Linked DNA regions of Mus musculus: regions 1 and 2 are each linked to region 3. Evidence: chromatin loops called from intact Hi-C (ENCODE). Cell type or tissue: heart. All regions are shown on one strand.

Evidence for each region. Peaks named below come from ENCODE experiments on the same cell type or tissue, not always from the same donor. Only the 100,000 strongest peaks of a DNase experiment are listed, where the experiment ranks them.
Region 1: a loop joins it to region 3, with 4 times the contacts of the local background. A loop is called at or near these places in 2 of 42 quality-filtered maps.
Region 2: it touches region 3 in a loop (4-fold over the local background); 5 of 42 quality-filtered maps call a loop at or near these places.

What each region holds. Positions count from the first base shown.
Region 1 is chr6:43,274,560-43,282,559 of GRCm38, reverse strand. It overlaps Arhgef5 (Rho guanine nucleotide exchange factor (GEF) 5), which reads right to left. Exons shown (of 15, transcript NM_133674.1): 2 at 7,135-8,000; 3 at 6,563-6,620; 4 at 5,962-6,023; 5 at 5,503-5,756; 6 at 2,957-3,117; 7 at 2,247-2,399; 8 at 1,833-1,962; 9 at 1,535-1,609; 10 at 1,048-1,137. Among named protein-coding and RNA genes, the nearest start is that of Arhgef5, 13 kb to the right of the region's middle. In heart, a CTCF peak has its summit at 4,098 (motif pointing right); no DNase peak of the experiment used is centred here.
Region 2 is chr6:42,345,683-42,353,682 of GRCm38, reverse strand. Zyx (zyxin) reads right to left here and starts at 3,855. Exons shown (of 10, transcript NM_011777.3): 1 at 3,564-3,855; 2 at 3,207-3,426; 3 at 2,535-2,737; 4 at 2,321-2,413; 5 at 1,714-2,208. The coding sequence starts at 3,414. In heart, CTCF peaks have their summits at 3,003, 3,855 and 4,555 (motif pointing left); DNase peaks (open chromatin) are centred at 292, 3,112, 3,912, 4,432 and 3 weaker places; H3K4me3 peaks cover 4,996 bases; H3K27ac peaks cover 4,489 bases.
Region 3 is chr6:42,261,189-42,269,188 of GRCm38, reverse strand. Tmem139 (transmembrane protein 139) reads right to left here and starts at 7,219. Exons shown (of 3, transcript NM_175408.4): 1 at 7,163-7,219; 2 at 5,684-5,945; 3 at 4,634-5,461. The coding sequence starts at 5,928. The coding sequence ends at 5,062. It overlaps Casp2 (caspase 2), which reads right to left and starts at 4,204. Exons shown (of 11, transcript NM_007610.2): 1 at 3,992-4,204; 2 at 1,540-1,690; 3 at 1,128-1,295; 4 at 901-982; 5 at 209-303. The coding sequence starts at 4,065. In heart, a CTCF peak has its summit at 4,481; a DNase peak (open chromatin) is centred at 4,278; H3K4me3 peaks cover 3,334 bases; H3K27ac peaks cover 2,569 bases; H3K27me3 peaks cover 697 bases.

The DNA of each region.
Region 1 (8,000 bases), 1.0 Mb before region 3:
AGGTTGGTGAGAAAGGGGAGGTGGGAAGGGATAGAGGGTTTTCAGAGGAGAAACTAGGAAAGGTGAGAACATTTGAAATGTAAATAAAGAAAATGTCAAATAAAAAAAAGTGCTAAAAAAATTCTCCTAAGGAGATTGTGACCCACAGGTTGAGAACCACTGCAAATCAAGCCATCCAGATTGTTTCTCTTGGAATCCCCTAACTACACTGTTCTCTGTGTGGACCCATGGTGAAAGGAAGGTGTGACTCTAACTTAACAAGAGATGATGTGGGAACAAATGTCTGTGAGCCCAAGGAGAACATGTCAATGAACAGTCAAGGCACAACACAGCATCATGAAAGCCAAAGATCAGGGGCAGTTATGTTATCTGCTTTCCCCTTAATGATGGTCAGAACCAAGACAGGCAGAGTGCGAATCAGGCTGGAGTTGAGGATAAGGATTTTAGGTGGGGTGTTCCTGGAGCTGCGGCCTGGGAAAGAGCTCCTGTAAAACTTAGACAAGGAAATCTGTTCTCTTTTAGAGGAGTAATGATATGTATGATCTGTAATGCACTGCAATTAAAATGTCGAGGATCAATTTCACATTTGTTTGGACAAGAGAATTTGAGGTTTATGACATGTTGCTTTGGTTAGGGTGAAGGTGACCTGATAAAATATGTGAGTCAAGCATTCCTCACCCCTAAATTTTTATATATCCTTATTCTGGAAAATTGCTTCTATCCATTTGCTGGGTGTTCCTCCTCCTCCAGTAACTACTGCCCCTCCCTCTTTTCTGATATTGCTGATCATTTCCGTATGCACATACACACAGATATAATTATAGATCGGCATCCTCTACTTTTACACCAATATGTAATAAAATCTGCATATAATTCTATGCCTCCACCTATCAACATGTCTTGTAGAATGAAGTGATCATTTGCATATTCCGGAAATGGAGAGAAGGAGAGGTAGAACCACTGGAGGCTGGATGACTGTGTTAGAGGATGGTGAGTAGGATATGTTAATGAGACGCCTAGGCAGGGAGGTGTGCAGGGACAGCTCACTTTGCACTCAAACTCAATCTTCTGGCTCAGGTAGATGAGCTCCTCTGTCCGCCGCATTCTCTGCACATTGCTGTTGCAGTCTCGAATCAGCTGTGAACAGAGCAGGGGAAAGGAAGGGGAAGATCATTGAGTCTTGCCCTTTAAGCCCCCTTAAAGGCAACCTGGAAGGATGCCTGAAAAGCTCAGTCTTTTCTACCAGCTGGAATTGTGCAAAGCAGCATTAAAGTCATGCGCTGGGATGCGGGAATACTTTATATCCCCTGAGAGAACATACGGGGATGAGGGCCTGGGGTATCAGGAACACACTTGCCAGATATGGAATGTGAAGAATTAGTTCTGGTAGATGACAGAAGGTGACTGAGCTCTCCCCTTAGTGTGGTCCCATCTCCCTTGCATTTTTCAGTCATGAGTATTGGGGGAAGAGGGAAGACTTCTCCCTGAATGGTTACATAGCCCTTATAGGTTACTGGATATATTGGCTGCCTACCTTCTCTAGGGCATGGTGTGCCTTCGTGGCCTCTGCCTCTTCTGAGGAGCCAGGCTGAGTTCTCTTCAGTATGTTCTGTGGAACAAAGAGTGGACAAGAGCCAGATAAGAGGAAGGACAAGTCAGGGACATAGTTCCAAAAGCAATGAGTTCTGAGAAAGAAAAATGTGAACAGTTGGAAATCTGTTCCCATCCTCCACATGATGTGGAAACTTCACAAATGGATGACACTTTGCCTCCAATCTCTCCAAGACCATGTCTGAGTCAAGGCAATTGAACCAAAGAAGTATCTGCCATACCTGGAGCAGCAGCTTGAGACGTGTGATGCGTTGGAAGGGCAGTATCAGAAAGGACTTGAGAGACAGGCGTTGGCAGATGGGGTCGCTCTCTAGCTTCTCCAAGACCTCCCGGAAACTGCTGTTGCTATTCCTGTATGAGTAGCAAGTAAGAAGCAAGATAGAGAGTAAAGGGGGCTCAGTGAAGGCATGGGGAGTGGGAATTAGTGGAGGATCTGGGATTAGGAAATAATGAGGAGAATCCATGTACAGGGTCCAGATATGACTGCAGAGAGGATCTGATATGGGCAATGGGCTGAAACTTCAGATGACATAGCAGGCACAAGAACATATACTCATGAGAGAGGGCTCTGGGCTGGGGATTGAGTCAAGGTCACTGCAATGTCCACTAAGGGAATGGAGAGGGATCATTCTTACATTAGACTTTGGAAGGTGCGTTCCTGATAGGTCTGGTTGGTGACATAAGGCAGGTAGACACGGTGGAAGTCTGCGGCATGATTCAAGACAACATCACACACTTGGAAGGAGAAGATGTTGTTCTCAAAGTTTTCTTCTAGGTCTGAAAGGAACCTGTGTAATATTTAAACAGTCTCATGAGCTACTGGGTCCTCAGCCCAGCATCTGTCTGAGTCCTGTATATTCTGAGCCTGCAGCTAATTCCATGAATCACTAACTTCTCCTGACTCTCCTTAGCTCTGTGCCCTTGCTATGTAGTACCAACCAACCCCTAGGTTGATACTAGTTTATTTCTGATGGAAATTAAATAGAATTCTACTATTCTATTTCTTTTTCTTCTTTTTTTTTTTTATTCTATTCTGGTTTGCCAGTCTTCCAGTGGTTCTTATAGCTTGTGTTCACTGCGGTACAAACCCAGAACATAGATAAAATCTCAATCCAGGAAGCACTTCTCACTCATCTATATCAATAGACCTGTGACCTTCCATACCCTCCTCTTCTTAGTTTTTCCTATCCCCCTTTCTACCCCTGAAGGTCATGGAGGGAGCCCAGGCCCACTTTTATCCAGAGACTCTGACAAAGAGAAGGTTTCTAAGTGGGACAAAATCAGCTGCAATCTCAATGGCTAAGCACAGCAAGGTTGATAGAATGGAGTTTGGAAGAAGTCTCACGTGGTGCTGACATCTCGTACATCCTGCAAACGAGAGAAGAGCCACTGATGATCCTGGTTGGACAGGGTGCCCCGCAGCTGGGCTGAATGTTGGAAATGATCCACAGCTATGTTTAGACTGCGCAGGTAAGATGCTTCTGACACAATCAGCTCAAACTTGGCCTAGAAGATTGGACAAGAGGAAGATTAATGAATACTTTTATGAACTGTCTGGTAGATAAAAGTTGCTGAACAATGGTTTAGGGTTGATCACTGAATTAGCTATATCTTTTCATCAGTCATAGTAATGAAACTTAGTCTAGGAGGAACACAAGGAGTATTTGAGTATGCCAGAGTCAACTTAGGGGCCCAATAACGTGAACAGAGCCTTTATGTTTTCAAGAAACTTAAAGATACATTCATACCTATACACAAATAACTGTGATATCATAGTTATGTTAATTTACCATGCGATAGTAAACATTTTACCAACAAATAGACTGTGCTGGATCTCGTAATAAGGTGGTTAATATTTTAAACACGATGAAGTTTACTTTTAGAAAAGAAACAATTAAGTTGAGCACTTGTAGAGCTTTTATTTAAAAGAAAAGAAAAAACGAAAATAAAGCCGGAGGGACAAGTAGCAATGAGGCACGAGGCCTGGTGGATCATGTCAACCGCACAGCAGGATCTAAGCCTAAAGAGATGTGAAAATGTAAAAAGGTCAGGAATTAGCTGGGTTGCTTCTTGGTTCTGTTTTGTTTCGTTTCTTAGAATGAGAATACCTTTTAGCAATGTGTGGAAGAGGCCAGAAGACGTAAGAGCCCTGCTGGGAAATTGGGTAACATGTCTAGATGGGAGATGAAGGCCTATCACTCAGAGGCATGTGGAAAAATGCACCACTCTAGTCATCAAAGAGGACTTGGAAGGCGTTGCTTATTTGCTAGAAGTGGGGTGTAAAGAGGAGGAGCCAAAGCCACCACCCTGCTTTTGGTTAGGCAATAGGTTAGATGGTGGAATCATGGACTAAGCCAGAGAGGTCTGTGTCAGGGAGAGAGAGGAAGATGACAAGCTCAATTTTATGTCTGAGGAGAGATGGGAATAAAAAGAAACAGGATACATGAGAGAAGATGCTACAATTGTCACTTAAGAATGTGCATGAAGGCTCCAGCAGAGGGAGCAATAACTCATACACATGATGAGTGGACTCCTTTTCCCAGCATGGTCACTCAGACTACTTGGAAAACAGTAAGATAGGCATCCCTTGCTGATCACTGAAATAGCCAACCACAGCTGAACTTAATATACAAGCCCAAACTATGATACTGCAGGTTTATTCTCAACATAACCATCAAAGACCACATGGCTTAAAGTGGCTCATTTAACACTCAGAAACTCAGGGTTTTTGTTGTTATTGTTTTGTCTTTTTATATAGAGTGACCACCCCACCACCACAAAGACACTTCAGCAAACACAGTTTTCAATAGGAAGAGAGTCTGTGGAAGAACACTGCAGATTCCCAAGATGCTATTTTATGAAATGAATATGTAGCGTGAGGTGGTGATACTTAGGTGGCTCTTCTTGCAAAGTCAAGAGGGATCAAGGCTAGAATCAGGACCCTTGTGACTTCAGAGAGTTCATGTCATCTTCCCATTATTTGATCAATAAACACAGGACAGGTTAGTAATTTTCTAGACACTGGTATTTTAAAATTTCCAGTTAAATTATATAACTTATCCAAGATTATCCCATTAATTGAAGCCAGGCTTACATCATCTAAATTCAAATAGTCAATATTTTCTGACTGACTGTTCTGTAGTAACCATTTATCTTTCTTATTCTCCCAGTAACTCTGTGTATCTGTTTTACAAAGGGCTTAGAGACAGCAAGGTGACTTGGCCAAAGTCAAGAAACAGATAGTAACAAAGGCATCGTGTCTCCATCACTGTTATAGAACACAATGACTTAGATATTAAGTCTACCCCACTGTGCCCTATTTTCTCCCTGGGAAGGAATGTTCTACCTCCTCCTTCAGACAAATATAAAAGCAGAATCTGCCCAAGAAAAACTTACTAATGCTCACTGCTTAGAACCAGACAAGCAGTGTCTCCTGCAGTCCTAGTCCTGGGGATGATGACCAAGCGGGGATATAGTAAAGCCTAAGTGAGATCAAAGAACCAAAGGAAAACTTTTGGCTGTCCTCTTCAAAAGACCAGCAAAAATGAGTATATGGCTTGTGTGAAACACTTGTAGATGTGGAGAGGAGATTATCTCGATGAAGTTACTCTCACACCCCTCCCAACAGATTCCAAGGCAAGGTCACTCTGTATGAGTTCAAGCCAGTACAGGAAAGAGTAGACGGCACATGCACGAGTGAGGGAAGAAGGGAATATGCTGGATTCTCAGAGCACTTCACATTCTTCAGTGTGGCACTGAGCAGTCACTATGTATCCAGGTGAGCCTGGGGTGGGGAGAACCTGCTCTTGGTGGCAGAGGTGAGGAGGAGATAAAACATTAGCGAATCTGACTTTATTCCCCTTGCTTTCCCTTGCCCTGCCCTGGTGGTACCTCTTGCAGTTTTTGATCTTCATGGGTCATGGAGAGCAGCACTGTGCTATTGCGCACCACAGGGATTTCCTGCCAGAGGGAGCCACTGGAGGCCATAGAGAGGCGCTGTAGGTAGGAGTCTGAAGAGACCAGTGCCTTTCGACGATGCCGTGGGGAAGAGAGCCCATGTGGCTCGGCCAGGCTGTCCAGCCGCTGCTGGCTCTGAATCTCCTTGTTCAGAACAACATCACTGTACTCCTGATAAAGTAGCTGGGCTACGGGTGAAGATACATAGGAAAAGGAGAAAATCCTGAGAAAACGAAGTGAGTAGAAGCCCACCAACAGAAACTGGCATCTATGGCTGACCTCTGGCAACCATTTCTCTGAACACCACCATTCAATTGCTGGCAGTCATGAGTCCCTGTCCCATTTTAGACAGAAAGCACACACAAGCCTATAGATCTGCTTTAAAGTACTCACAGGAGATGAGCTTGGAGCAACGTCTTGAAAAGCCTCCCATCCCCTCCTTTGGTTTCTTCTCCCTGTGGAGTAGGCAGGATTTGAGGTTGCTTACTGACTGTGAGACAGCAGACCCTGAGTGACTTTAGATTTAAAATCCTCTAACCTTCCATATACATGCTGGGATGACAGGACTGAAGGAAAGTTGCTTCAGCCGTCCCCATCACGGGTCCTTCCATTCAACCCTTCTTCCTTATCTCATAGTCCAGGGAGATCTTAGGACTTAGGGAGAACTTAGAAATGCAGTGGGGCATCTCAAACAATAACTCTACTTTGTAACTCAGGGGTCTTTGGGATAGTATGTGAAGGAGACTGCTTTATAGCCATATGCCTTAGGAGGACAACAGGTGACTCTGACACAGCAGGCAGAACTGGGTAGGTACAAACACCTTCCTTCTCCGCAGTTGTGGTGCCTCTTTCTTCCTCTCCTTACTTTTTAGACATAAAAGCACCAGCAATTCTCGATTCCAGGATCTTTATCCACTGAATTCTTACTAGAGAAATCTTAGTGTCATAAATGAAGACAGTACAGTTGAATTACTGAAGAGTCAGGGCAACTCACCGGAAAACAACAGAATCTGAAGAGCCAGGAAGTCTTCCCGCAGCTGGATTTCGTAAATCTGAAAAGTGAAATGGGTGGCACAACAAGGACATTTAGAGTAGGTGAAAGGATAAGCAGGAGCCACAGCTGAGCAAAGGGAAGACAGTTCTATTGGAATCTGGAAGAGAAGACAATGATTCCAAAGGTATTCTAAAGCCCAGTACCTACTGTGTCCCTGGCGCTCATGTCAGGGTAGAAATTCCAGAAGATATATTAGCTATGCCCCCAGCCTTCATGCAAGACAGGAAATGCACAAAGTAAGGGTACTTTAAGATTTTCGAAAGATACAGCAAATGAAGGAGTCTGGCAATTTCAAGAAGAAGTGAGTTTCAGGGGAAGCAGAAGATGGAAAGGTAAGAAGGGTGGCGGAACATTCTGACAGGATCATGGTGGGTCATGACTTTCTGAGCTGATGTAGGTGATGCAGGTGAATGAAGCTGCAGAGAGAGCAATAGAGACCTCGCAGATGGAAGATGTACAATCAAAAGCTTTGTCTAACATAAATGGTTCTAGAGTCTCTGCTCCTTACTTACCTGAAGAGCTTTCAGGCAAAATTGAAGGTCTACGAAGGCCTTGCCGGTTCCAGCCCTTTTGCTTGTTGGGTACCTGGCCCAGAACAACCTGTTCACTGCTACTTTCTGATGTCCTTGCTGGGTCGCGTCTGTGAGGCCAGCTGGATGCCTTCTCCAGTTGGTGGTGGAGGGGTTTTTCTGAGTTCTTTCTTGATCCTAAAGCTGACCTCCTTGTATTATTAAATTCCTCCTGAGGGGCAGATCGTCTAAATGATCCTCTCACTGGTGGCTCAGACTCTTCAGTGAGCCCTGACTCATCCTTAGTGGTAGGTCTCTGAAGGTCTGGGATCCAAGGAGTAGTAGGAGAAGAGGGACTAAGAAGGTTTGTCATGTTGCTGAAAGCCAGGCCAGGGGACACTTCATTATTACACCTACTGGTGAGAGGCAAAGATTCTGTTGATCTGCCTGTGGCTGGAGGCCAGGAGGTTCGTCCAACAGAGAGAGTAGAAGCTGTCCAGTCTTGATTATTAGGTCTTGGCTTGGCTTGACCTCCTGAATGTATAACTCCTCCCTGGATACTCTTGCTTCTCCCCCTGGACTTTGGGGGCAATGGAGGTGGTTCAGAGGAAGGATCTATGATAGGGACTGGGGGTAGAGGCCTATACATCCTTGAGATATAAGAGGAAGAGATGGAGGGATGGTAGAACTCAGGCATATCAGGAGTTGGGGGTAATGGTTTGTTGTATCTCAGTCTGGAAGGGATGGAGGTCTGTGTATGGTTGGGGCTTTCTGGGGTAGACGGCAGAGGGCGGTGCTGCCTTGCCACAGTGGAGTCAGGAACTAGGGAAAATGAGCCTTTAGAAGATCTATGGAGCCCTGAACTTAGG
Region 2 (8,000 bases), 84 kb before region 3:
CACGTCATCCACTTCTAAGAATCCCAGCCTGGGATCTTCCTCCATCCTCTTTGCAAGGCACAAGATGGCCCAAGGTCCCCGAGGCTCTTCACTTCCTGCTATGGAATTCTTGGAACACTTGTCAGCTGCCTCATGGTATGGATGGCTGTGCACACACCTCTAGCTTGAGGCCTGCCCTTGTATTACGGTCCTACGTTAGCTGAATGACAGTTCCAGCTGAAAGCAAGTGCTTGTAAAGCCTGTTGCTCAACACGCTGACATCGGGACCCCTCCTCTTCCCGTTCAAACCAGTTCCCCTTCTGCACTTCTCTATTCTGTCTGCAATACTGTTACTCCTCAGCAGACGCTGAGCCTCCCCAGCATTTGTGTCCTCCCCAGCTGCTTATCAGTCGCTGCTTCCTTTAGGCTCTTCCTTTGGAACAGCTATCATCCACAGATCGCATTTCTCACTGCAACTAATACTGCTGTGGCCCAGGAGAGAACTCATCTGCATCACAGATCTCTCTGCCTCTAATGTGCATCTCAGCTGGAAAAGCTTTGAAGTATGACTTTCACCAGTCCTCCTGGCCAAACCACACACAACTGAGAAACCATCAGTGATTCTCCAATATGCATACATACCTTATTGGAGATTTGGCTCCCTAGTATGCCTACCAATCTCCACCAATCTCAAGTACAGCACAAAGTCTGTTTCCTGTGCTTTCTGTTCTCCTAATAGCCCTCAAGTGTTCATACCCTAAAATTTCACACAAGCTCTTCCCACCTAATGCTATTCTCAATCCTTTGTGGATTCTCAAGTCCTCAAGTCATTGAAGGCAGACTAACCTCAAGAAGCTGTTCCTAAGTTGCCAGTCCCCATGTTGGGTCATAGTTTCAAACCCCTGTAACTCATTGATTCTGAGCTATACTTATTCCTTCCTTATTCCTCCAGTGTATCGGAACACAGACATTTACAGTTACCAGTAAGATTACCAGAAGGTCCCTTCAACTCAGAAGATCTCTTTCCCTGAACTAACAACTGGCAACAACTGTACTGTCTGTTTCTATTTTGAGCTTTTATGTGCTAGACTAAGAAGATAAGCTGACTTGCTCTTCACCATTGTTTGGGATGGGTAGCTATTTCAAAGTCAGGTGGGGAGGGGGGGAAGGCTCAAAGTTCACCCAATGTTACTAGGGTCTAAAGACTTGTGAGAAACAGGCTAGACATTCTACCCTAGACCTGTGACTTCAGAAGACTGAACCTGTTGGAGAGGTCTCTCGTGCCCACGGGCCCAGCCTCCATAGCACAGAGCAGTGCCTGGCAGTCAGCTGAGGCTGGCCCAGTAAATGTTTACTGGTGCTGACAATACTTTAATCTCTAGATGGGCCCTCAGGCGATGAAAGTGCTCAGAAAACCCAGGAGCCTAGGGATTAAGTCAAGGCCCAGGAATGGGAAAAACTAAGGTTGGGCTAGTGACCTCATTCTCCCCTTCAACACTCCAAGGCAGAGGCAGAAGGGAAAGTTGTATCCTCTTACTGCTAAGCCCTAGCTGCTCTACCGATTGACCCAGGCCCCAGGTAGCCCCAGACTTCCTCCAGAACTTTCTCTATGGCCTGCCAGATAACCCTACACTTCCCCCACCGCCACACCCACTCTGGCTCCTCCGGTTCTCTACCCCACCCTCTTGCCCTTTTACTCTGCAGTCCATTGGCCTCAGCCTGTGGCCTCCTCACCTGGTTTTGGTTTTGAGCTGGTGGAGGCTGTGGGTGCTGCTTCTCTTGAACTAGGGGCTTCTCCTTCTGCTGAGCATAGGTGAAGCTAGGGGGCTGAGGGGAGCCTGTGCTCACAGAAGAAGGAGCATCCGGAGGCACCATTTTTTGATTGGGCTGTGGCCCAGGTCCACTTGGAGCACCAGGGCTGAACTTGGAAACCACGGGAGTAAATTTAGGAGCCACTGGAGCAAACTTAGGTGCTGGAGTTGGTGCCTGAGAAAGGGGACCCCGGGGCTGTGTATTAGCAGAAGACACAGGCTGGGGTTGGACATGGGGCTTGGCCTGAGGCTGGACATGGAGCTGGACCTGAGGCTTGGCCTGCGGCTGAGGTGGTGGCTGGGAGCTAGAAGGGGTCTTCCAAGGAGGCAAGGGTGCTGTGCCCCCAGGGGCAGGTTTGGTACTAGGCTTGGGAACAAATGGAGTGGCAACTGGTGGGGGTACATATCCGGATGATACCTGCAAGGAGAAGCAGAGGGGAGAGAAATGCACTTAGACGAGGTTGTCATCTCTTCCTTGCATTCCCTCCTCTCCTTCTAGGCCCAGACTTTCCTACTGTCCTGCCCCTTACCCGGGCTTTGAAGGGATCGTTCTTGGTCATGTCGTCCAGCAGTGAGGACAGAGAGTCAATCTCCAGGTCAATACTGCACACTTTCTCCCTGGGCTGGAGGGTCAAGGGTCAGAGCACCCATCCCAGTCTTCCCTTGTCACCCCACTCCTCTCCAGCCCATGGAGGTGTCCCCCACCCCATCTCCAGCAAAGCTGCCCTTCCAAGCCCTCCCTACCTGCGGTGGGAGCTGGGTAGGGGCCTCAGGCCCTCCCTCCTCCTCCAGTGGAGGTGGAGGGGAGGGGAAGATGTCCTCCTCCAGAGGAGCAGGGGGGAATGGTTCCTCGATCATCGGGGGAGGTGGAGGTGGGAAGGCACCTCCCAGGGCACCCTCTGAGTCGTCGCCCTCCCCAATAAGGGGAGGAGGGGGCAAAGGAAAGTCTGGGTAGGAAGGAGAGAAAAGGCTATCAGTACCGACCCTCTTTCCTCCTCTCCTCAGACGACTGCTTTAACCCCTAATCCAAGAACTCTTTCCTGCATCCCAAGAGTGTGTGCAGACCATAACGAGGGGCTCAGGATGCCCTGGGCGAAGCAGGTCGAGTGAGAACGAGCCAGGTTGAAGAACCGTGCAGCTCCCGTTACACTTCAGAGAACGGATCCAGAGGGGAAGATTCCTGGCCCACATTCCCGCCTCCTACCCCCAGGCGGGAGACTTGGAACAGTCCCAAGGGTCCTGGCTCCCAGCCAGGAGCTCCAAGATGAGGTAAGAACATCTGCTCAGGACAGGGTAGCCACCCAGCGCCCAGCCCCCTCCGCAACAGCCTTTTCAGACAACCCCAAATTCCCCAAACCACCGACCCCCACCCCTGGCGCCCGAGAAAGATCAGGGCCCCCAATCCCAGCCGCATACCTTCCGGGGGTGGTGGTGGGATCTCGCCCACCCGACCCATCTGCGCTCTTTGGGCCCCGGCTGCTACAGGAGGCTCGCTGTCCCCAGGCCGGAAAGGATTCACTTTGGGCTTTGGGGCCACAACCGGGGCGAACTTCTTCTGCGGGGCGTAAAACGCGGGGGCCGAGACGGAGACGGAGATCGCGGGAGGCGGGCGGGGGGCCGCCATGGCCAGGCCGGGCTGCAGGGGGTGGGGTCGTCAGGTTACGCAGAGCGGTGTCGGACTGACACTCCTCGGTCTAAGCGCCCCTCGGTGACCCCACCCGCGCCTCCCCGCGTCCCCTTCCCGGGGCGGCGGAGCTTCTCCCCGCTCCTCACCGCGCGCAGGAGCGTGAGAGGCGCGTCTCGGATGACCGCCTCGGCGCCGAGTCCGCGGACTCTGCGTCCCGGTCCGGAGCCGCTTCTAGCCAAGCGGGGAGGGACGTCGTGCACGGGAAGGGAGGGAGGGGGCGGGGAGAGAGCGGCGCCCAGACCATACAAGGAGCGGCCCGGAGAGGGGGCGGGGAGAGACCGGGGAGGGAGGACCCGACAGGAAACTCCCCCAGGAAGGGGCCCAGGTCCTGCCCCGGGCTCCAGGCTCTGCAAAGGTCCGCCTGCGGCCTCCCTACTCACCACCGCCCCCGCCGGGCACAGACCACCCTTCCCCAGCACAGGCCTCTGATGTCATTTCCTGACCTGCCACCTACCCCACCTCCCTCCTCCCGACCCGCGAGTGCTGGAGAACTGACTCACTGTCCGCACTCCAGGCTGAGCAGGCTGGCTAGTAATCCCAGCGGTCCTGAAGCAGCTCAGTCGCGCACCCCGGGCCTGCCTGCCATTGACCGACCCCGCCCCTCCCTGCAGCTTCAGCTCCGCGTCCCACGTGTCCTGTGGTCAGTCCCGGAACGCAGGACTGGGATGGAACTGTACTCCTGGGTGGGCGGGGGATGGTGAAGGGACGTTGGCCCTGCGGGCACTTGGCTCCCAGGCCGGCCTTCTGTAACCCACTAGTGTGTGAGCAGGAGCCTAAGCTGGGGGAATGCTAACTTCCTGAGCTAGGCAGCCTCTTAAGGCTTCTAGGAATTCGCTTTGCCCTAGACCCGCCTGCAATAGTATTGCCCCGGGGACAAGAGTCCAGTGCTTTGAGTCCAGGAATGGAGGTACAAGGGCGAAGTCAGGGCGAGTGGTCAGACAACCTAGGAAGACCCAAATAGCCCCCGGGGACTAGTCCTTGAGGATCCCTTCAGCAAGCCTTTCCCAGTCCCTCAAGAGTCTTTGGGTTGTCAGCGCGCCCCGGGACAAAGCTCGGTGGAGCCCCCCACTGGTCCTACCAGATTCCTCAGCCTGAGACTGCCCCAGGCTACATGAAAGAGATATGACTAAGCTGGTGTCTGCTTTTCTTACTTTCTTAATCTTGCATCTTTCCCTTCCGATCTTCTTCTTCTTCTTCTTTTTTTTTTTTTAAACAACACACGGAAACTTCGTCCAAATTATAGAGTTACGAGCTAGAGCCTCTAGTCCAATATCCAACCCTCGGTGCTTCCTTTGGTTTCGCCCTGTCATCCCTGGCTGAGGCTCCAAACCTTGGCGCTCCCCATCTGCTGCACCCTACTGTCCAGTATGGTTGGTCAGTATATGTCCTTGAGCTATGCTTTAGGGGCATGCAAACTAACCCCATGAACCTAGGATAAGAAACTGGGGGATGTTACCTGAAAAGACGGCCCCAAGGGTTGCACTCAGGTCAGAGTTAATTAACCCTGTTGGCAAAGATGGAGAAACTCCGTGAGGTCAGGGAGCCTGGTTTCCAACTCAGTGGACAAGATTTTTCATTCATTCGGTTTCATTGCCTCCATTGTAAAAGGGATGGCATTTAGTTCGTTTGCCTGCTGCTTTATGTGAAGAGATAAATAACATGCCATGCCTGAAAATTCTATATAGTTCTCAGTATTACTTCCAAGTTCCAGCCTGGAAAACAACGGAAATTTCCAGCCAGTTAACCTAGGCAGCTTTCTCTCACATGCTCCCTTCTAGCTTGCCAGGCAGGTTTACTGTGTCTTAGGAGATTCAAAGCCCTCTCCTACTGTCAACCTTAAGCCTTGAGTCATATCTATGACTATACATTCATCATCTTTCCAGGCCCCGCTAGTCTCTCTTTTCTCTGTCATCTTAATGTTTCCATCACCAGTGTTTTGCGTTTCATGTGTGACCATACATGACACAAAGTGCTCAGGTAGACACACCCTAACATGCACGAGCTGGTCCTAGGCCTGTTCCTATGAAGATCTGTTAGAAATTTGATACTGGATTTACTCTGTGTGTCGGAGATTGTTTCTTGGGCTTTTCAGACCAAGAGTCATCACCATCCTTCTAAATATGCCTGTATGGGGAAATGGAGTTTCCAGATAACTTTATAAGAGTAAAAGCCACCTACCCTCTAAAAGCCTCTTTAAGGAACATCGGAAAATAGAGTCTGTTTAATTGTTGGCAGCTGAACCTATTTATAAATCAAGAATAGGAGAGTGTGTAGGCAGACTCAATTTCACAGACAACTAAGAGCATTCAAGATGCAGAATATTAGAGCTTAGAGTTTTAAGCCAGCCGTTTTAAGTACAAATTAGAAACAAAACAGAATTTCTGAAAGGGTCAGAGTGACTGGCCCAGGATTTCTCAGGTGGAGGTTAGAGTCAAATGTTCAACATCCTTAATCATCAGGGAAATGCAAATCAAAACAACCCTGAGATTCCACCTCACACCAGTGAGAATGGCTAAGATCAAAAATTCAGGTGACAGCAGATGCTGGCGAGGATGTGGAGAAAGAGGAACACTCCTCCATTGTTGGTGGGATTGCAGGCTTGTACAACCACTCTGGAAATCAGTCTGGCGGTTCCTCAGAAAATTGGACATAGTACTACCGGAGGATCCAGCAATACCTCTCCTGGGCATATATCCAGAAGAAGCCCCAACTGGTAAGAAGGACACATGCTCCACTATGTTCATAGCAGCCTTATTTATAATAGCCAGAAACTGGAAAGAACCCAGATGCCCCTCAACAGAGGAATGGATACAGAAAATGTGGTACATCTACACAATGGAGTACTACTCAGCTATTAAAAAGAATGAATTTATGAAATTCCTAGCCAAATGGATGGACCTGGAGAGCATCATCCTGAGTGAGGTAACACAATCACAAAGGAACTCACACAATATGTACTCACTGATAAGTGGATACTAGCCCAAAACCTAGGATACCCACGATATAAGATACAATTTCCTAAACACATGAAACTCAAGAAAAATGAAGACTGAAGTGTGGACACTATGCCCCTCCTTAGAAGTGGGAACAAAACACCCATGGAAGGAGTTACAGAAACAAAGTATGGAGCTGAGATGAAAGGATGGACCATGTAGAGACTGCCATATCCAGGGATCCACCCCATAATCAGCTTCCAAATGCTGACACCATTGCATACACTAGCAAGATTTTACTGAAAGGACCCAGATGTAGCTGTCTCTTGTGAGACTATGCCGGGGCCTAGCAAACACAGAAGTGGATGCTCACAGTCAGCTAATGGATGGATCACAGGGCTCCCAATGGAGGAGCTAGAGAAAGTACCCAAGGAGCTAAAGGGATCTTCAACCCTATAGGTGGAACAACATTATGAACTAACCAGTACCCCTGAGCTCTTGACTCTAGCTGCATATGTATCAAAAGATGGCCTAGTCGGCCATCACTGGAAAGAGAGGCCCATTGGACACGCAGACTTTGTGTGCCCCAGTACAGGGGAACGCCAGGGCCAAAGGGGGGGAGTGGGAGGGTAGGAGAGTGGGGGTGGGTGGGTAAGGGGGACTTTTGGTATAGCATTGGAAATGTAAATGAGCTAAATACCTAATAAAAAAAAAAATAAAATAAAAAAAAAATAAAATAAAATACAGACAGCAAGAAGAATTTACCCTGATGATTCCTGGCGGGTTTTCCTAAGCAAGCATTTCTATTTGATGTTCTTGGGTAGTATGAGTGATGTGTAGGAAGCCAATCAATGTCTCCACTTCAAGCATGTAGTAAACCTGGGAGAGGAAGCCAGAAAATGGCCACTGACCTTGGCTACTAAAATATCCTTACACACTTCCCAGGCTTTATATCCATTAGATATGAGAAGCCCCCACCCCAAAGGTATACACTACAAAGTGTGACATTCCAAGCATTCATGGAAGAAACAGCATAGTGACCAAAGAGAGAATTGCAAAGCAACGATACTATGAGAAGTTTTATCAATATGCTGGCTATAAGCAGACAAAAGAGTAACGATATGACGCACTACGGTAAGCATCAGTGTACTGCTGAAACATCAACAATGACTGCAATAATTGCTCACACTCATGCTAGGTACAGCTCAATGGTACAGTGCCTGCCTAGCATGCATGACACCTCGGGCTTGATCTCCAGCAGCACACCTATGTGCACACATAGCTAACTAGATGTTGGATTCTTAACTCCTAAACGACATAATTTTTTGTAAGACAGTATGTTGGTTAGTTTTTTGACAATTTGACACAGCTAAAGTCATCTTGGAAAAAGGATGCCTCAAATGCCTCCATCGGATTGCTTTCTAGGCAAATTTGTAAGACATCTTCTTGATTGATTGATTGATTGATTGATTAGATTATTGCTTTTTTCGAGACAGGGTTTCTCTGTGTAGTCTTGGCTTTCCTGGAACTCAGCCTGTAGACGAGGCTGGCCTTGAACTCAGAGTTCTGCCTGCCTCTGCATCCCATGTG
Region 3 (8,000 bases):
ATAATAACCCACATCCCAAAGGCAGACAACTCCCCAAATCCAACCTCCTGTATTTTTTTTTTTTTAAATCACACTAGGTAACAAGGAGAAGCCACAGAAGGCATCAGTCATCGATGACATTCTCACAAGGGCAAAAGCAGCAAAACACTCAGAAGACCAGGAAAGCCTCTCAGTCCCCTCCTCTCTTCTTGAAATTATGTAAACTCACCAGCTGGTAGTGTGCCTGGTAAAACTCAGGAGTGCATGGCTTCACCAGAAGACAGGGAGGACCATCACCATTATCTAAGGAGTGTTCCGTAGCATCTGTGGGAGAATGCCAAAAGTTAGTACACATTTCAGCACTGCTCCTGTAACTTCATTAATTAGTCATTTTAACTGTAGGGCACACTTTAAATGTAGGCTTTAACGTTTATTTCCTCTAACATGTAAGCTCAACGCTTGCACAGACCCTGTTGGCTTCTGTTCATCACTAGCCCCCGCCCCCCCCCCCCCCCATGGCTTCAAACAGTAGATACTCAACTTGCTGAGTGGTAGAAAGTGCTTCTGAGACAAGCCTGGTTCTAGTCACCTCACTGCAGACAGGGAGCCCTGAATCTACATCCCTGCTTTTCTTGTTTGGCTTTACAGAGAAGGCAACTCAAATCATACACAGTAAATTGCATTTTCCATCTCCATAAGGTACACAAAAAAAGCCAATTATTTTGAAGAATACTACATATGATGGAAGGGAATGGATCCAATTTATATCCCTCTAACCAAACCAATCTTGCTTGCCTGTCAAAATTCATAAGGCCCTGTTCCTGTCGTGAAATTCGTCTCACTTTTAGGGAAAAGTCAGATACTAGTGGAAAAGCAGGTTAAGTCAACGTGGGAGGTTCCTTTTGTCCTTTTCATTCTCACCTGTGGATAGGCGGAGCTGCTTGTGAGGAGGGCAGGACTCACACACCGAGAAAGGGAGACTTGTGTCATAGTCACAGCTCAACTGAAAGAAATCAAAAGACTCACCATGACCTCAGAGAGATGGTTCTGTCTTAACTAAAATCAAGTTTCTCTTTCCCACACCCCTTGCTCTATATATTTTCTGGACAAACTAACCCACCCCAGGCTACAGTCCTAGGGCTTCATACCGGTGGGAGTACGTGCTGAATATCTGAGAGGGTTGTGAGCAGTAAGTCTTCCAAGTGACCCTGCCTGGTCTCCCGCAGGGCTTCACAGAAGGCATCAAAAGCCTGGGGTCCTCTCTTTGGCAGCAGGTTGAGGAGTTCCACATTCTGGCTGAAACTGCCCCCTTTGGCCTAAGGAACAGGAAAACAATACTAAATTATATTTATCTAGCTGTAATGCTATTTTTCCACGTGAGGTTCCTAGAGTAGCGTGCTCATTCATCTTTGCAATTCCTCTTTACAGAGTGAGAATGCACAGACAAGGTTTTCTATCAAACTCTCAAGCCGGACAAGGGCATTCCTCTTCCTCAGCACACCCTTCTCCAAGCCTGCCTCAGACCAGTTTATCTTCCTGGAGCCTTCCCCACCCAGATACCTGGATGAGCTCCCTCATTTCCAAAGTGATAATGTCCTTCTCTAGGAGGTGTTCTAACAGCTCGCTCAGCAGCAGCTGCTTGGCCAGCACCACTCGATTCTTTTTCAGTGTTTCCTGGTGGTCAGGATGCATTCCACACACTGCCAAAATCCTACAGAAAGAAGGCAGACACAGGGACTTTCAAGCGTAAGCCTGAACACAGAAGAGAAGTGGATAAAAAGCACACACAAGGCACATTTTGTTAAATCTCTTTACATCAGAATGTACTATGCAGTAATATGCTGACCCTAAGGACATAAGGTATAATTCTCTAGAGAATGTTTGCATCAGACTATCTGAGATAATGATCTGATTAGGAGAGCAAAGAGCCAACTTGGTCAAATTAATATAAAGAAGCACAAACACATCCAAGAGAAGAAACACTTCTCTGACAGACAAGCTTTAGTGTTCAGAAAACATGACATACTTTTTATCTTAGAAATCGAACCTAAGTTGAAAATGATCTTAGGACAGGAATAAAGTAATAAAAACCTAAAGCTAACACCCATATCTCTAAGACACACACACTTGCTCTAGATGGCTCACATAAATATCAAAAATATCTTACATTTCCATGATAAACTAATACTAAAAAGTGATCAAAAATCCTACAAGGTATGGGTAAGTGAAACTGAGTGAAAGCCACAGAAGGTAGATACTAATGGTGAACACGGTATAAATTGTAATCACAAGGACAGTGTAAGCAATGGTTAAATTATCTTGGTAATTTAGTTCCCAGCAATAAATGTATTTAAAAGATTCCATAGTTTTTCCTCTCAAATTTGTAAAGAGACCTGCTTATGCTCAAGAATGGTGAATACCATTTCCAATATACATCCTTTATGTGTCCAATGAATCTCCCTGATCTTATTTAGTATGAAAAAATGCTTAAGTCTGATGACAATGGAGTGACAGTGTAACAGTTGACTTTATACATCAGAGATTTTTAGATGAATCCCGATTTCAATGCAGGTAAAATATAGGAGCACAAGTAAGCACCTTCAATCACTGAAATACCACGCACTGGTCGAATGCCCCTTGTATAAAGGCTCCTTTAAGTCCTTTCAGGCCACAGTTAGATGGAAAAATAGGGTCCTGAGAAACTGCATTAGCAAGAGGTATTGACGCAGAGTAAATATTCAGAATGTACCTGCTATTTCAAAATTCACTAGAATTTTAACTGAGGTTTTAAAATTCATGCTCTACATGAATTTAAAACCTCAGTTAAGAATCACCTTACAAGACAACACAGTAATGGGGATAAATACAGGACCTTGGTTAAATTAAAATGAATACAGCAGCTGTTAGCTGGGTTTATCATTAGGTATATAATGAATGGTAGAGCAGAGTTCTTAGGTCATTAGGAAGATCCATTTCTTAAGCGGCTTCATTTCCTCGACTTCCACTCTACTGCTCTCTCCAGTTTCAGTTGGCTAGCCATGTTCCGGTTTCCTGTAGAGGGCACCTGACCTCTCCCCCAACACCTCATTCTCTTTGACAGGACTAGACCAGGAGACCAAACTCATTTTCAGTTTCTGATTCTCTTGCCTCAGGCATCAGGATGCCAGGATTACAGCCTTGTAGCCTTTAAATGCTGGCCCTGCACTAGGACACCCTTGCAAAAAAATAAAGGGGAGGGGGCTTTTCTCTAGACAATTGCATCCTCAGGTACAATTTACTGACTCCAGTTCTAAATCCTCTTATGTCCCAGGCTTGAATTTTTAACGAAGCAGTCGTCACCGTGTTTTATCTGAGGCTCCACCTACTCCGCACACCTGCCACTTCCTTTTATCTCAAACTACCAGGCTTAAAATATGAACTTTCCCGAAGTTTCCAGTCACCTGGAATTTTAGGGCACCCATGAAAAGTGGAATGGAGAAAAAGAACACCGAGAGGTTTCTAACGCTTTGATTCCGTGTCCTGTAAGAGTTCCCGTTTCTATATTAATGTTAGAGGTCTGGACAGGAAACAATAAAATTGTGTCGTCCTGTGCAATGTTTTCATCGAAACTGACGGAGGAGGCGGAGAAACGGGAACCATCTAATCCTCTCAAAGGATTCAAATCCCCCAAACCTGTGTGGAACTCTCTGACAAACATCTATTATATGAGAAAGCAGTGCAGGGCACGAGATAGTCAATCCAAGTCAAATGCGCCCAAGGCCGAGCTGCGAAGTCTCTGGTTTTTAAAGAGAAATGAGTTTAAGTCCTCAGCTAAGAACTGGAAGGAAAAGCCGGAGCATCTCTGGAAAAGGTGAGATGCCGCAGGCGAGAAGTAGCGCGGGACGGACAAGATCGCTCTCATAGACTCCTCTGCGCTGGACAAAGGGAGGCTGCTGCAGCCCCTGTACACGCGGCACCAGGCCAAGAAGCCGCGCCGCTCGCCTGGCCGCCTCCCCTCCTCTGCCCTCCTCACCTGCTCCTCCTGTCAGCCGCCATCAGCCCCTTCCTGTGCAGGGAGGACTGCGACCTCCCGCTCGGCGCCGCCATTTCCAGCTTTTCCCGGGCTGCACACGCACCACCCACAAAACAAACAAACGCTGGGCCGCGCCAGCCCCCGCATCCCTCCCCCAGCCTCCCACCGCGCCGCGCTTGCGCACGGCTCCGCCCGACGCCAGCAAGCCCCACCCACGCCGGGACATGCGCAAGCGCACACTGCTCGCTGAGGCTCGCACAGCCCAATGGGAAGAGAGGAGGCGCTAGAAGGAACGGGAAGGGGCGGGAAAAGAGCGAGGGTTCTCCTACTCGGGGACCTGATTGGCTATCGATTCCCGCGGAAACCGCAGCCCCCTCCCCTGGTTCCTCCGACCCCTCCTGAAGTAACTACAAGAGACCAAAGGGGCTGGGCTTCCCTTGTTATCCTTGTTCGCCTTGAACTTCCAGGGCCAGGATGCAGGGAAGACGGAAAGCACTAGGAGGCGCTCTTCTCCCAGGCTGGGGCAGCTCGTGGTCGCGCTTTTCCTACACAAGTGTCCTCTCATTCTCTTATCTACCAGTTGACAAGGCTATAAAGTAATGCGGATTGCCTGCTTGGTATTGAAAACAGGAGGCACTGGAATTGGAATTTGATTCGAGTTATTTTTATGTTTTTACTAGCATCCCGTTCTTGTGCAAACTATTCAGCTCCCCTCAACCTTAGAAGCTCTCATTATCTTGGTAGGTAATACCCCATCAGGAATCTCAGGGAGACTTGGTGTCTACAATAGAAGAAACACAGCAGTCACTCAGAGGTATCCCTCCAGCTTCTCTTGGTAACTTATCTCTTTCTCATCTTCCACCTTACTCTGGAAATACTGGTCATCAGATAGGTTCCAGAATGTTTCCAGAAGAATCTAGGTGTGCCATTTATCTGTGAACGACATGCCACAGCCCGACTCCCCGCTGCTTTGAAGGCCTCGATTGTGATGTCCGGGTAAAACCAGTTTCTGATCCAATAGACACTAGGAAATGCTGGGCAAATGAGTGCACAGGTTCTGAGGGCACCACTTAGGGAAGTATCCATTTATCTTCATAGAAAACACTGTCATCATCAGCATGAGCAAAACTGATTTCATAGGCAGGAGGTGGAGTACTAGGCTCCAGTTTGGGGGCCACTCTCATGCTTTGCAGATCAGGAGCAGTGGCCACAACTCGTGGACCCCTAAGTCGAAGAATTCTTCCAGGGTTTCCTCTGGCAGTCATTGTCCCCTCTGAGCCCACTCGCCTTTTCAGACTGCCTGTGCTGGGACTGTCTGGTTGGCTAGGCTGTGCCCCCTCAACTCCTGGGGATATTATGATACTGCTGTAAGGGGGTGGTTGCTCCAGCTCTTGGAGGTGGCTCTGTGGTTGTGAATCCATCACCTCTACAGCCTGTTCATAGGTTGGCACCTCAAAAGCTCCATTGTCTCTGTGGGAGAAGAAATATGGTCGTTAGTGGGTACCTGAAAGAAGACCCCCTTTTTCTGTTCCACCATTCTTGCAAAAGACCTCTCTATTGTCTGCTGACCATTGCTCTTAATGATACCAGTGACAGAGGAAAGCAGAGTCTATGCTTAAGAAAGGATGGGCACAGAGGGAACGAGGGCCTTGCGTGTCTTCCCGTCATCCTGCCCATCTCCCATCGACTCACTGCGCTTGGCCTGAGGCCTCTGGATTCTCAGTCTGCCTGGAGCTTGGCATCGATCGGGAGCATCGTTCCATAACACAGGCCAGGAGGCAAGCAACAAAGCAAAAGCCAGCCAAGCAGAGGAAGAAGTAAGCAACAGGGGCGACATCAGACTGTATGACCAGTAAAGCCAGCCCCAGGAGGAGGGAGGCACTGCTCAGGAAGAGAAATGGCTGCTTCAGTTTCCCCAACAACTGTCTTGGCACCATGGCCCCTCCCAGGGCACCTGCAGAAAGACACACAGTTGTGTGTTAGCTAGTGATCAGCACTGCAGTAGTGCCAGACCCCAAAGTAAAAGTATTATGCTCTTCTATTTGGATTCCCAGTGTTCAATTCAGTCTGAAACAAATGATCTTCAGGGCCTCTGGCAGCTCCATTATTGTCTCCTATTATTATAGGTTATTGCTTTGGAAAGCTGGGAAATTAGTTCAGTTCTGATTCTCAACTCGCAGATGAACAGATGAACGTAGTGTTTCATAGCGCTGCCTGCATTCTTTGCTCTCTCTCTCTCTTCCCTGAAGTCTCTGTTTTAGCTCCCAACTACACCATGCTGGATCCAGGGCCAGCCACCTTACCTGTGAAGAATAAAAAAATAATAATGACTGCCCTGAGAACATGGGCCCCAGCCCCTGGCCAGATGGCCTAATTCCCCTTATAAAGCCTGCTGGAAAATAGGGTCGTGGTCGGACTCCTCTACCCCTGCGTGGTGTATGGGTCTCGACCTCAGCATGCTGGTTTGTGTGCCATTAAAACCTCGTGTGTTTGCAGCAAGCTTGACTGTTGTGACTTTCTGGGCTCTCGATTCCTGAGACTGGAGTGAGGGTCTCCCTTCAGGGGTTCCTTCACCTGTGGCCTCAGTGCACACAGGAATCTCTGGAATCCATATGATGGACCAAGCTTTGCCCTTTTCCTGGTTAGGTCAGACCTCTATTTTTCTCTTCCCAGCCAGAGGGCCCCCAATATGACTCTAGGAAGAGTACTACTCATCACTTACCAGTCAGCCTGAGCGTTTGCTGTCAGCCACAGTTGAGCCAGCCCATGCTCTGGATGGAGGAAAATGTGAACCCAGACACAACAAGGCCACAGGGATACCAAGTAAGTGGGGAAGAATCTTAGAAAGGCCTAGAGCAACCACGAGTGGTCATAATGTGACTTTTCTACACCCCACGTAGAGTCCTGACCTAAGCCTCCTCCTGTAAATCACTCATCTCAGATTTCAAGTGTCCTGCCAGCACGGAGGCTGGAGAGTTGATAAGAAAAGGGACACCTTTTCTCTCAGAAAACAGCAACAGTCAATCTCAAGACAGCTCACACCAGGTAAACACCCTGCCAGTTTCCTGAACTCAGTGTTGCAAGAATTCGCAGACCCTCTCCGCCCACACCAGCCCGACTCCCACGGCCTGCGCCCCGCCCCTTGTAGAGGTCCCAGGAGCTCGGGCTCACCTGTCTCCCCGGGACGCCGAAAACCTTGGCAGACTTGGAACACCGGGAACAGAAGGCGGAGCCTACTTGCCCCACCCTCTCTTTTGCCCCTAATCCTTCCTTCAAGCCTAGTCTTTCTCCACCCCTTTCTCCCAAGACTGACCTCCTGTTACTGCTCCTCAGTTTCCACTGTGAAGTCCTGTCCCCTCCCACTCCCGATGGTCTTTGTACTTAGGACCAGAGTTGGAATTACTTTTTTCCTCGGCCTACTCAAATCATCTTGAGTGCTAGTCACAATCCTAAGCACAAAGTACCTTCTGATTTGTTTTGTACTTGTCTTAACTGAGAGCCTGGAGCAGAGACCGTGGTGTATTTACACTGTTGGGTACACGGGGAGCCATGGTCGAAACTGGAGCGGCATATCATGCCTCTGCTGCTGTCTGTGGATGCTCTGTCTCAGGAATCGTCGGAGGTGTGCTCTTGCTTCCCAGCAGGCTTTTCACAAATCCTATGTCTAGATGAAACCTGCTTTGGAGTCTGCACTGCTTAACCACACCGTTCCTGTCTCTGTCCCAGCTTTTACCTGATTATATAGTGTTTTATGTTTATTTACTGTTCTTTTACTTTGAGCATTATAAGAAAAGTGATTTTTTTCAATGTTCTTGGAATCCCTGTAAAAAGTGGATTCTTGACACTGGGTAGAGCACACCCTTAAGTTTATGCTCTGATCAGAGCTAGCCCCACAAAGGGTTTCATTGCACCCTGTGGCTCCCATAGCTGCTCTAAGGCTCTATTTGTGAGTTTGGGCTGTGAGGAAGTGTGAGAGAGAGAGAGGTGGTCCGCTGTGTCCCTGTGGACT